3 separate regions of the Homo sapiens genome follow, and regions 2 and 3 are each linked to region 1. A link is a contact called in ENCODE Hi-C data. All regions are on one chromosome and are shown on one strand. Each heading gives the region's core, a stretch centred on a gene start or an enhancer-like site at or near the end of the contact. The rest is flanking DNA. Distances are from core to core; before and after follow the strand shown.

Region 1 (3,556 bases), core at 491-2,990:
CATCCCAGGAGGTGGGGTCATCTTGGAAGCTGGCTACCACATCAAGCATGACAAGAACAATTGGTCATTGGGTTTAGCAATGTGGAGGGCATTGATAACCTTAACAAAAGCGTGGGGAGAAAAGTTTGATCAAAGTTGGTGTAAGAAGGGATGGGAGGAGGAGAACTGAGACAGTGAATAGAAATGACTCTTTTGAAGAGTTTGTCACAAAGGAGAACAAAGAAATCAGGAAATAGCTGATGAAGGAAGTGGTTTTTCTAAGATGAGAGAAACAACAGTATGTTTGCACATTGATAGGAGTAATCCAACGAGTGAAAAATTGATGACGCAGAAGAGAAAGGTAATTGCTGGAGCCTGGTCCTGAGTAGAACAATGTGGAATAACATAGAAACAGAGATTCCCTCAACCCAGAATAAATAGTTTACGCTAAAACAGATAAAATTACCCACTACATTCTTATAGAGACAAGAGGTATCAGATCTCAAGAGTTTAAGGAAAATAAATCACAGGAGAGAAATCTTAAAATTGGGAAAATTATTTCCATTAACTACTTCTTCTTCTGGGACTTGGGTAAAGACTGGAGCTACTTTATTTTAAGAGTAGAACACATCTGTCCAGCCTGCAGAAGATGCCTGGTTTGAACACCTCTGCAGCGAACCTGGCCAATGGAACAGCTGGGACTCCCTTGCAAGCTGCAGACCTGCTTTGTAGGGTAGTTCCAAGCCCTGAAGATAGGTGGGTTTTCTGCCACCAGATGAGGGAATTCTAGAGGCAACCAAACAGACCTTCACAGTAAAAAAGGGCAGAGGTCTACAGGAGCTCTCAGAATGTCTCTGGGAGGGTCAAGAGCATCAGTCCTCACTGATGCCTCCCATGCTCCCAGCAGGCCTCACATTATAGAATTCTCTTCTATTACTACGTCTCACCACAATAATGGTGGATGGGAACTCTGTCCTGAACCCTTACAAAACCCAGGCCCCTGCCTCGGTGAGTTTTTTGTTTATTTCCAGGCCGGAGTGCAGTGGCACGATCTTAGCTCACTGCAACCTCCACCTACCGGGTTCAAGTGATTCTCCTGCCTCAGCCTTCCAAGTAGCTGGGATTACAGGCATGCGTCACCACACCAGGCTAATTTTTGTATTTTTAGTAGAGACGGGGTTTCACCGTGTTGGCCAGGCTGGTCTCGAACTGGCCTCGAGTGATCCGCCTGCCTCGGCCTCCCAAAGTGCTGGGATTACAGGTATGAGCCACTGCGCCTGGACAGGGTGGGGTGTTTCAGCCTCTCATCACGTCACTAGGAAGACTCCAGGAAAAAGGAGGAAAGTGAGAAAAACTTTTGTATGGGCTACATCAGCGATGCTTAGAATCCAGCTCCAGGACCTGGTGTCCCTCCCCCTCATCCCGTCTTGTCCTTCCCTCTCCCTGCTGAGCTCCGCAGCCCTGGGGATTCCACATGTAGCCCTTACCCTTCTTGTACTCCAGTCAGTTCTCATTGGCATTCTCCTGGTTCTCAAAATGCTTTTACCCTATTGGCTAGGGCAAAAAATGACCTGAGAGATCCTGGACACTCTCCTAGCAACTGTGCCAGAGCTGGTGGCCATCGCCTTTTTGCAGAGACAGATGCTCCTGTAACAGGAACAAATCAATTAGCCAGCCTGCTGCTAATGTGCAAATGTCACCTTATTAAGCTAGTGTCTGCCTGGGGAAGCCGCCTCTTTCTCCTGTCCCCACTCTGAAGCTCAGCCCTCTGCTGTTGCTTCAACCTCTGTCTCTTCTGAGGTCAATTGTAAAATGAAACTGCTGCCATCTGAACATCTATGAAAGCCACAGGCTCTACCCAGATGCCTTGGCTGAGAGGAGGGGCAGTTTAATTTCCCTTCCTTCTCTGAAGAGTCTTGACGTGCAAGGACCAGCTCTCCCTTTATCACCATTTCCAGAAAAACACAAACAAGGCAAAACAAAATAAAAACAAAACTTTGCACCTATTTTTGGTGCCAAAACCTTAAATTAGATTAAGATCACATCAATTTCTTCCATAAGCTTTGTAGCTTAGGAAGTGCATGCTCACACTTTATTTTATTTAACCCTCATAATAAATCTATTGGAGGAAAGGACAATTATCTCCATATTACAGATGAGAAAACTGAGGCCCAGAGAGGTTGGCTGACTTGCTCAAGGATATTAAGCCAGTAAATTGCAAAGCCAGGGCTGGAAGAAGGGCAAGAAGGGCCAGAAAAGCTGATTCAAAGCGCAGGAACTCTGGAGGCACCTCCTGGCAGCTGGAGCAGGGTGTGCGGAGTGCCCTCCCTCCATGAGCTAAAGGAGGACTGGCTTCCATGAAGCACCAGCATTGCTCTGTCACCCCCACCCAACCTGGTCACCTTTCACTATGACCACTTTCCATCCTGTCTCACTTTCAGAAACGAGGTCTGAGCAGTGCAGCTGGACCTACTATAGTCATAGTTTCCACTGGCTTTGACTTCATCAAGCGAAAACCAACACCCCTTTGAAATCTGTAGCCCCATCCCTAAAAATCAGCCTTTCAGCTTGAATCAAAAGGCAAAAGGCAATGGAGATCCAACTGGAAACAGAGCTCCCTTCCTCCCTTCCAGGCAATGCTGCTGTGTAGAAGGTCACTTCAGAAATTCTGTCTACACTATGAGGACATAAATATTAGGGAGAATCTCCTCTGCCTCACATGAACCTGGGTCCTTCAGTGAGTCCCCCCACCACATCCCCTCAATCCTTTGATTCTTCCCAGTATTGTGACCTTTCCGTCCTTCCTCTGAAGTTGTAGGAGTTGATTCTTCCCAAAATAACCTGAGTAATGGCTTGCAGGAAAGTTACAATTAGCTTTTCACAGGGAAGAAAGTTTAGAGAGTTTTTTTTTTTTTAAAGGAAAAGAGGTAGAAGGAAAAAAAAAAAGCAAATGAAAAATCTTGTGGTCTTCTAAGTCAATTTAGAAAACACTGAGTTATTTCCGTAGAGCTATTCTGACAGGAGATACATTGATTTTTGGCCTCTCTTCATTGTTTTTATTGCTGATTACATCCTCTTTTTCTAGATTGTCCCAGGTGGCCACAGGTGAATGAATTGTGTTTACTTACAGACCACTGATTTCTGTGTTGACACACATTGATTTCAGCTCAGAGTAAGAAAGATCATCCTAATAGAGCTATCTAAAGTTGGAATAGTTGCTTGGGTGGTGGGGGAAAGAGGGTGGTAATGAAATAGTGAAATCCCTGTCAACGGAGGTGTTCAAAGACTGAATGACTGTGGAGGGAATGTGATCGAGCTGACTCCAGCAGGACTGGGAAGATAGCTCGGGGGATCTTTAATGTTCTCACCTCATGTTCAGCATTAACACCTGAGATGACTGTTTAATATTATGTAGATACTACGTGCCAGTGAGGACAGTGTTTCCCAAAGTGTGACTTGTTAGATGTTTCCCACAGGGTGGTATGCTTGATGATTTTCTTTGGTAAGGAATTTACTGTTAAAATAGTAAAAATACAATTAGTACAACAAATCACAATTTCATGGATATCATTGCCTG
Region 2 (3,556 bases), core at 707-3,206, 750 kb after region 1:
GACCAGTTCTGGCCAGATCTCTTAAAATGTTTTGTTCTTGCATTGCTGCTGCTGCTGCTGTTGGTTTTTTTCCCCCCTTCCCTGTGCTGAGCTGTCATTTCTTAGTCCAGCCAGGCCCTTATGAACTTCTGGTTCCTCTAAACGGTAAACACCCTGGTTTTCCAGACTACACCATAGCTCTCTTTTCTTATTTGCCTTCAAAATACACTTTAAAAAAAAAAAAAAGAAAGTAGAAAATGGCAATATCAGTGATAAGGGCAGGGCATGCACTGAAAAAGAACAGTTCAATCTAACATTTATCGAGCCTGCCACCTTCCTCAGCTTTATTCTCTCCTTTCTTGTTCTTGGTAACAGCAGATAAGAAATCAGCTGTGGGTCAATACGTGAAAAATGTTCACTCTTTTAGAGTAGTATTAAAATAAATATTTTCAATGACAACATTAAGCAGTTAATAATTAAAGCATGTGCATATGTATACTTAAAAGGGGCTGGAGTCCCTTCTGTCCAAATCAAATTTTCCACAAGCGTTGGTAACAAGGTGGCTGGGAATGTTGAGATGTGAGACTGGCCTTCCAAGGATCAGGAGGGCAGCTGGTGGTGGGTCTGCTCTCTCTCATCACTCTCAGTGGCGACATCACCGTCCATCCTCCCCAGTACTAAGATCTGCTTCAGGAAAGAGCCTGAAACCAGCCACATGTATCTCATGTTGGTGAAGGAAAATCACAGTAGTGGTCCTCAGTGGGACTCTAAAATGACTTCACATCAGCCTCATTTGGTAAATGAGGAAACTGAGGCTCCAAGAGGTGATGTGTGTCACCCAAGTTTCCATAGCAGAGCTAGAAAAAGACCTTGTTCCTGGGGTCCTGGGAGAGGGTCCTACTGCCCAGCTCTGACGGATGAAAGGAAGGCTTTTTTCCATGGTACCAGCTGTTGCTATGGGCAACCCTAGAGATCACTCTGTGGGGTGTGGGATCCTTCGGGAGAGCTTGTGCTTCCATTTGGAGAGACTTCACAAAGAGGGTGTGCCATGGGGACTAACATAAAAAATCAAGAGTGGGGAGACAGAAAGAGGAAGGTCAGCAGAACTGTCCAGATTTCTACAATGCCCGCCCTTCTTAGGCAAGCTAAGCCATCTACGTGTTGGGGGCATGGTTGCTGGCCCTCCGGAAACCCCTCGGATCTGAAGAGCAGACAAGAGCATCTGTCATCTCACAGAGATGCCTTGGGATTTGAATACTTGTTTTGTCTTTGGCCTGGAGTTTTACTCTTAGAGCTCCTTGCCCAGATATTCCATGGTAACCCACTGTCATATTCTGCATAGTCCTCTGAGATAAATATGGAGAAATTATGGAATGCAGGGGAAAGAATTCTGAACTTCAAATGAGAAGAGCTGGGTTTGTGTCTGGCTTCACTCCTTACTTGTGTCTAATCAAAAGCAAATCAAAATTGAAAGTAAGAGCTAAATTTTTGTTAAGGTAGGATTTTAAGGCAATTGTTAAGTCAAAGATGTATCTTAAGCACCACATTCAAAACCACGTATTCTCGTACATCACTCTTACTGTATTTTCTAGACTCTAAGAAGCCATTGACTAAGACACAGCAGCGAGTTAATAACAGCTTTTAGGGGGAAAGGAGAAGAAAAATGTTTCTCTGTTAAACATACACATCAATTGTAAGACACAGGATCTCTGAAATGTCAGGTGTGAAGATCAAGCTTCTTGGAATGAAAGAAACAGTGGTATTGTTAACATTTTGAAGGAAGACTGGCTCAGGGAAGGGCAAAAGACATTTTTGAACACACGGCTACTTATCGGGTTAGTAGAATGTTCCCCAAATTCTCCTTTGTAATACCTACATCCTCTTTGGCTGTTCCCCTCCTGGTCCTCAGTCTTTTGTTTACCTGTCATTGAAACTTTCCACCAGTTTGGCCAATGGCCATTGTGTCAACTGCAGCTCAGACTTGTCCAGGCAAACACCGGCTCACTGACCAGGTGCTCACCAAGCCTCAGGGTACACATACCAGCCCCGCGGTACCATACCCTCAGGGTACACAACCACACCCACAGACACCTGGTAATACTGCTTCATACTACATTAATTTTCCTGTAAGCAAACTTTCTGACTTAAATCATTTTGTTTCAGAAGTAAAAGTGATAATTTCACTTTACATGCAAAACCTATATCACTTCTGTAGATACAAAGTAAGCATAAAAATAGTAAAATGGGCCAAGCACAATGGCTCACACCTGTAATCCCAGCACTTTGGGAGGTCGAGGCAGGCAGATCACTTGAGGTCAGGAGTTCGAGACCAGCCTGGCCAACATGGTGAAACCCCGTCTCTACTAAAAATACAAAAATTAGACGAGCATGGTGGCGCATGCCTGTAATCCTAGCAACTCAGGAGGCTGAGGCAGGAGAATCACTTGAACCCAGGAGGCAGTGGTTGCAGTGAGCTGGGATCATGCCACTGCACTCCAGCCTAGGTGACAGAGCCAGACCCTGTCTCAAAAAAAAAAAAAAAAGTAAAATGGAAACATAGAAACTTAAAAAAAAAAAAACTATGTTGATTCTAATACCTTGTGTGTAGAATAAATCCAATCAATTTATGAAAATAATTTCCTCACTGAGAAAAATGAAACTGTAATCTTTCCATAAGAAAGGAATATTCAACCCCACGTACTAAGTTTAAGAGAACAGCGAGGAGCTATGTCTGTTAGGGCCAGTTACACGTAGGAGCCACAGTACCAGCTGCCTGCAGAGTAGCTGTGTGACCACAGGTCAGTTTCTCAACATCTGTGCGCCTTAGTTCCTTGTTTGTCAAACAGAAATGAAAATAACACCAATTTGGGGGTTATTTCTGATGACTAAATGAGTTAATGCATGCAAAGCACTTATGACAGTGCCTGGTATTTAGTAAGGTCTCAATACATGTTAGCTATAATGATAATCAGTAGTCAGGGTATTACAATTAGTAGTATTCATGACTTAAAATTCCTACTCACTGGAGTTGGAGTCAGAAAGATTTTTAAGACATTAACTGTTTTCTCTCATAAGACTGGTTACTCAGGGTTAGTTTCTAACCAAAATGATGAAAGTAGCTGTTGCCCAACAACTGCTCCTTAAAGAAGCCATCTCCAGGATGGAGTGTCAGAATATGTCCAGTTAAATCTGGTCATGTTTGGAAAGTGATGGAAAGTGGGTTCCTAATCTACTCCCTGCCACATTCCAGTTTAGAAAAATACTTATATATTTTTTTCATTTTCCAAGGATCACTATGTTCAAAACAATTTTGAACTAGTTATTCAGACGACTTCATTACCATGTGCTTCAGATAATGACAATAGTTTTTGATAAAATTTGAGTCTGGTTGAACGCTTGCTTGACTAGAAGACACATGTGTGGGTCCTTGGTGTACTGTCTGGGCCAGTGACCCCTTGCTGAGCATGAACTATATGCTATGCAGGGTTAAATTATTTAATTCTCATAGTAACCCAATGATTTAGGTACTCTTTCCCCTTTTTACGGCTGAGGAAAACCGAGGCACAGAGTGGTCAAG
Region 3 (3,556 bases), core at 327-2,826, 550 kb before region 1:
AAGAATTTAAAATAATTATGAGTAAATGTCTAGATAAAATGGACCATTTATTTTTAGGAAATTAGAAATTAACAAGATAAATGCAAGAAGGCAGACACTCTAAATTATGGACTAAGAACTATTGCAGGAATAGGGAAAGTTGTCTTTGAAGTGTCAGACCACAGTTTTTTCACAAGTGAAACTTTGTAAAACCTTTCAAACCTTCAAGGAATGGTTTGTGCCATTTAAACCGTTTGGAAACGTAGAAGGAAAGCATCTTATTTCTCTTTACAAAACTAGCATAATTCTGAAAAATATCACACTCAATAAAGCTGTAGTCTAATGTTACTTATTAATATACATACAAAAATTCTTTAAAAAAATTGATACAAGATAATTATACATATTTATAGGGTACATAGTGATGTTCTGTATATGTGATCAGATCAAAGTAATTAGGATATCCATCTCAAACATTTATCATTTGTGTTGGTAACACTCACTATCCTTCTAGCTATTTGAAACTGTATATTATTGTTAACTGTAGTCATCCTACTGTGGTATAGAACACTAGAACTTATTGCTCCTATCTAGATGTAATTTTGAATCCTTTAACAAATCTCTCCCTATCCTTCTCTCCCCTATGCTTCCCAGCTTCTTGTAACCTCTGTTGGACTTTGTACTTCTATGAGATTAACATTTTTAGCTTCTACATATGAGTGAGACCATGTGGTGTTTAACTTTCTGTGCCTGGCTTATTTCACATAATGTAATGTACTCCAGTTCCATCTGTTTTGCTGGGAATTACAGGATTTCATTCTTTTTTATGGCTGAATAGTATGCCATTGTGTATATACACCACATTTTCTTTATCCATTTATCTGTGGTTGGACACTTATGTTGATTTTTTTATCTTGGCTATTGTGAATAGTGCTGCAGTAAACATGGGACTGCAGATGTCTCTTTGTTATACTGATTTCTTTTTCTTTGGACTGAAATGCCAAGTAGTGGAATTGCTAGATCACGTGGTAGTTCCTATATGCAGCTTTCTGAGGAACCTCCATACTGCTCTCCATAGTGACTATACTAGTTTACATTCCCACCAACATTATAAAAAGTCTTAATAAAATGTTTGCAGCTAGAACTGAGCAGTATATTAAAAGAATAATATACCATGACTAAGATATTTTAGTAATGCAAAAAATAATTCAGTGTTAGGAATCCTTAAAAATTAAATGTTACCATATCACTAAACCAAAGGAGAAAAGCCATGTGGTCAGCTCTGTAGGTGCCAAGGAGATGTTTGTTAATTTTTTAAGAAAGAATATAAGAATACTTCCTAAGTATAGCAAAATACTATACACACATGTGCGTATAATATGTCACTCTGTATCTTAGACCAATGACTAGAATCACGATTAAAGGTAAAAAAAATTTTTAAGTTGTTGGCCTAGACTTTCTAAGGCCCCTTTAGCTCTTTACATTCTATTAGTCTGATAGAGCTATTTGCAAATATGTCATGTGTTGGCAGACATTATGTCATTTTGAACCTGATACCAACTCCGAAAGAAAGGAAACAGGTGTTATTCTCATTTTGCTTGCGCAAGGTCACATGACAGTAAGTAGCAAAACCAGAATTTTGACTCTAGATTCATTCCTTTTTTTAACTCTAAAAAGTTATTTCCTACAAGGCAGCGTGCTATAATGTTGTGATCCTCAAATTTTGGTGTGTATCTGAATTACTTTGGATGCTTGCTTTAAAATGCATTATCTTGGGTTTTACCTTCAGTCTAATTGAGTAGGATTAGGGCGATCCAAAATTTGCATTTTTACCATGTCTTCTGCTAAAGGTGATTCACTGAGGACACATTAAGTGCATGCAAACAACAGATGTTGTAAACAGATGTGGTGTTGAGCAAATATAGAGACAAATAAAAGTAGATTTGAATACTACTTCCTCCTACTGAACTATTTGTAAAATCTTAGCAGTCAAGTGATGAATGGTACATAGGCAATAAAGCATACTGGGTGAGAGTGTGGGCTTTGGATCAATGAATCTTGGGCATGTTGCCTGATGATAATGGTACTCACTTCATAAGGAGGTTTTAAGGACATATGTGTAAGTTTTCATAGAGAGGAATGAGAAAGCAGAGCAGAGACAGTCAAGTGTTAGTTATACTTCAGTGGAAGTCTCAATACAGGTACATGCGTGCGCACACCCACAAAGCACATCAAGAAAGGGGACCCAGGAGTTCCCCACCAACAAAAAGATTTTGTTTCTCCCATCAGCTTTTATTCTGCTGAAAGTCATTAGAGACTATTGAAATTTTTTATTTTTAATTATATCTCAAAGTGGATTGATACTGCAGTTGGTGAAGTAGATTCCACAGTAAATATGTGAGTAGGTGTTTCAGAAGTACTGACTTTGATTTTTTGGTAGCATTTGAGATAATACAGGTTTTACTCTACTTCTAAAAATATTTTATTTAAAAGAAAAATGAAATGAAGGTTTATATAAAAAGGCATCACAGTTTTGGACTGTTTTACTCTGATATTTAGAATTGTTTCAGATGGATTTTTTAGATCTGATATGTTTTACTGGTGTAGAATATTGGCAGGCTGTATGAAGAAAACGTGGAAGAGATTTTGGCTTTCCTTCTCTCTGTGCCTATCTCCTATTATATTTCTTCTCACTCCCTTTTTAGGTTTGTTAACTAACCATAATATGGAATACATATTGTTATTTCTCACATTTCTAGAATACATCTTTGTGATCTGCATTTATTTTATATTCAATTCTGATTACTATATTCTGTATTATAGCTGCTTAAAGATGTACTCCAATCTTATTTCCATTTTTAAATGACTATAATTTTAGCTTATGTTTATCACTTTTTTCAGTTCAATTAAGAAAAAAGTTTCTGCCCATATGTATGTACTACCTGAAGCTTTCATAAAATGAGCACTTGAGACACTGTGTAAAATGTATAGAATCCTGGCCAGGCATGGTAACTGACACCTGTAATCTCAGCATTTTGGGATGCCAAGTTGGGAGGATCACTTAAGGCCTGGAGTTCGAGACTAGCTTGGGCAACATAGTGAGACCTCATCTCTAAAAAATTATTTTTTAATTAGGCAAGTGTCGTGGTACACACCTGTATTTCTAGCTACTTGGGAGGCTGAGGCAGGAGGATCACTTGAGCCCAGGAGTTCAAAGTTACAGTGAGTTATTATTGTACCAATGTACTCCTGCGTGGGCAACAGATTGAGACCCTGTGTCTTTAAAAAAAAAAAAAAAAAGGATTATAGTATCCTTATATTTCTTTTAAAGTGGTTATAGTTGTTAGCATTTCATTTAGTTAAATAAATGAAATTGTGTCTTTTCCAGGAGAGAAGGCAGAAACACATAGTTTATCTGCTCCAGAATTGTTATTTGGTTATAGAACAAAAGGAGTGGGGAAAAGCAGAAATAGATATTTTTTAATGTAAAAACACCAAACTTCTATTTAACTCATGAATTAAAGAGGAAACCAGCCAGTTGTCACTACTGGTTCAAAGGAGAGACAATATATTTTCC

The links. A loop is a pair of places that touch in the nucleus more often than their neighbours do. Pooled maps may share reads with other maps.
Region 2: a loop to region 1 is called in a map with no recorded cell type, with 18 times the contacts of the local background. The contact joins two enhancer-like sites. A Hi-C loop is called at or near these places in 2 of 37 single-sample maps with no recorded cell type and 2 of 50 pooled maps.
Region 3: a loop to region 1 is called in a pooled map, with 10 times the contacts of the local background. The contact joins two enhancer-like sites. A Hi-C loop is called at or near these places in 2 of 37 single-sample maps with no recorded cell type and 2 of 50 pooled maps.

The regions. Positions count from the first base shown.
Region 1 is chr1:181,396,336-181,399,891 of GRCh38, forward strand. It overlaps a transcript of CACNA1E not described here. Among named protein-coding and RNA genes, the nearest start is that of CACNA1E, 85 kb to the right of the region's middle. RefSeq lists an enhancer at 2,178-2,287. Within about 2 kb of position 1,741, at least 2 of the 41 ENCODE cell types and tissues checked have a DNase peak (open chromatin) inside an H3K27ac peak, as active enhancers do.
Region 2 is chr1:182,144,540-182,148,095 of GRCh38, forward strand. No RefSeq gene overlaps it. Among named protein-coding and RNA genes, the nearest start is that of ZNF648, 85 kb to the left of the region's middle. RefSeq lists an enhancer at 1-356. Within about 2 kb of position 1,957, at least 11 of the 41 ENCODE cell types and tissues checked have a DNase peak (open chromatin) inside an H3K27ac peak, as active enhancers do.
Region 3 is chr1:180,847,700-180,851,255 of GRCh38, forward strand. All of the region lies in intron 11 of XPR1 (xenotropic and polytropic retrovirus receptor 1), which reads left to right. Among named protein-coding and RNA genes, the nearest start is that of LINC02816, 57 kb to the right of the region's middle. Within about 2 kb of position 1,577, at least 2 of the 41 ENCODE cell types and tissues checked have a DNase peak (open chromatin) inside an H3K27ac peak, as active enhancers do.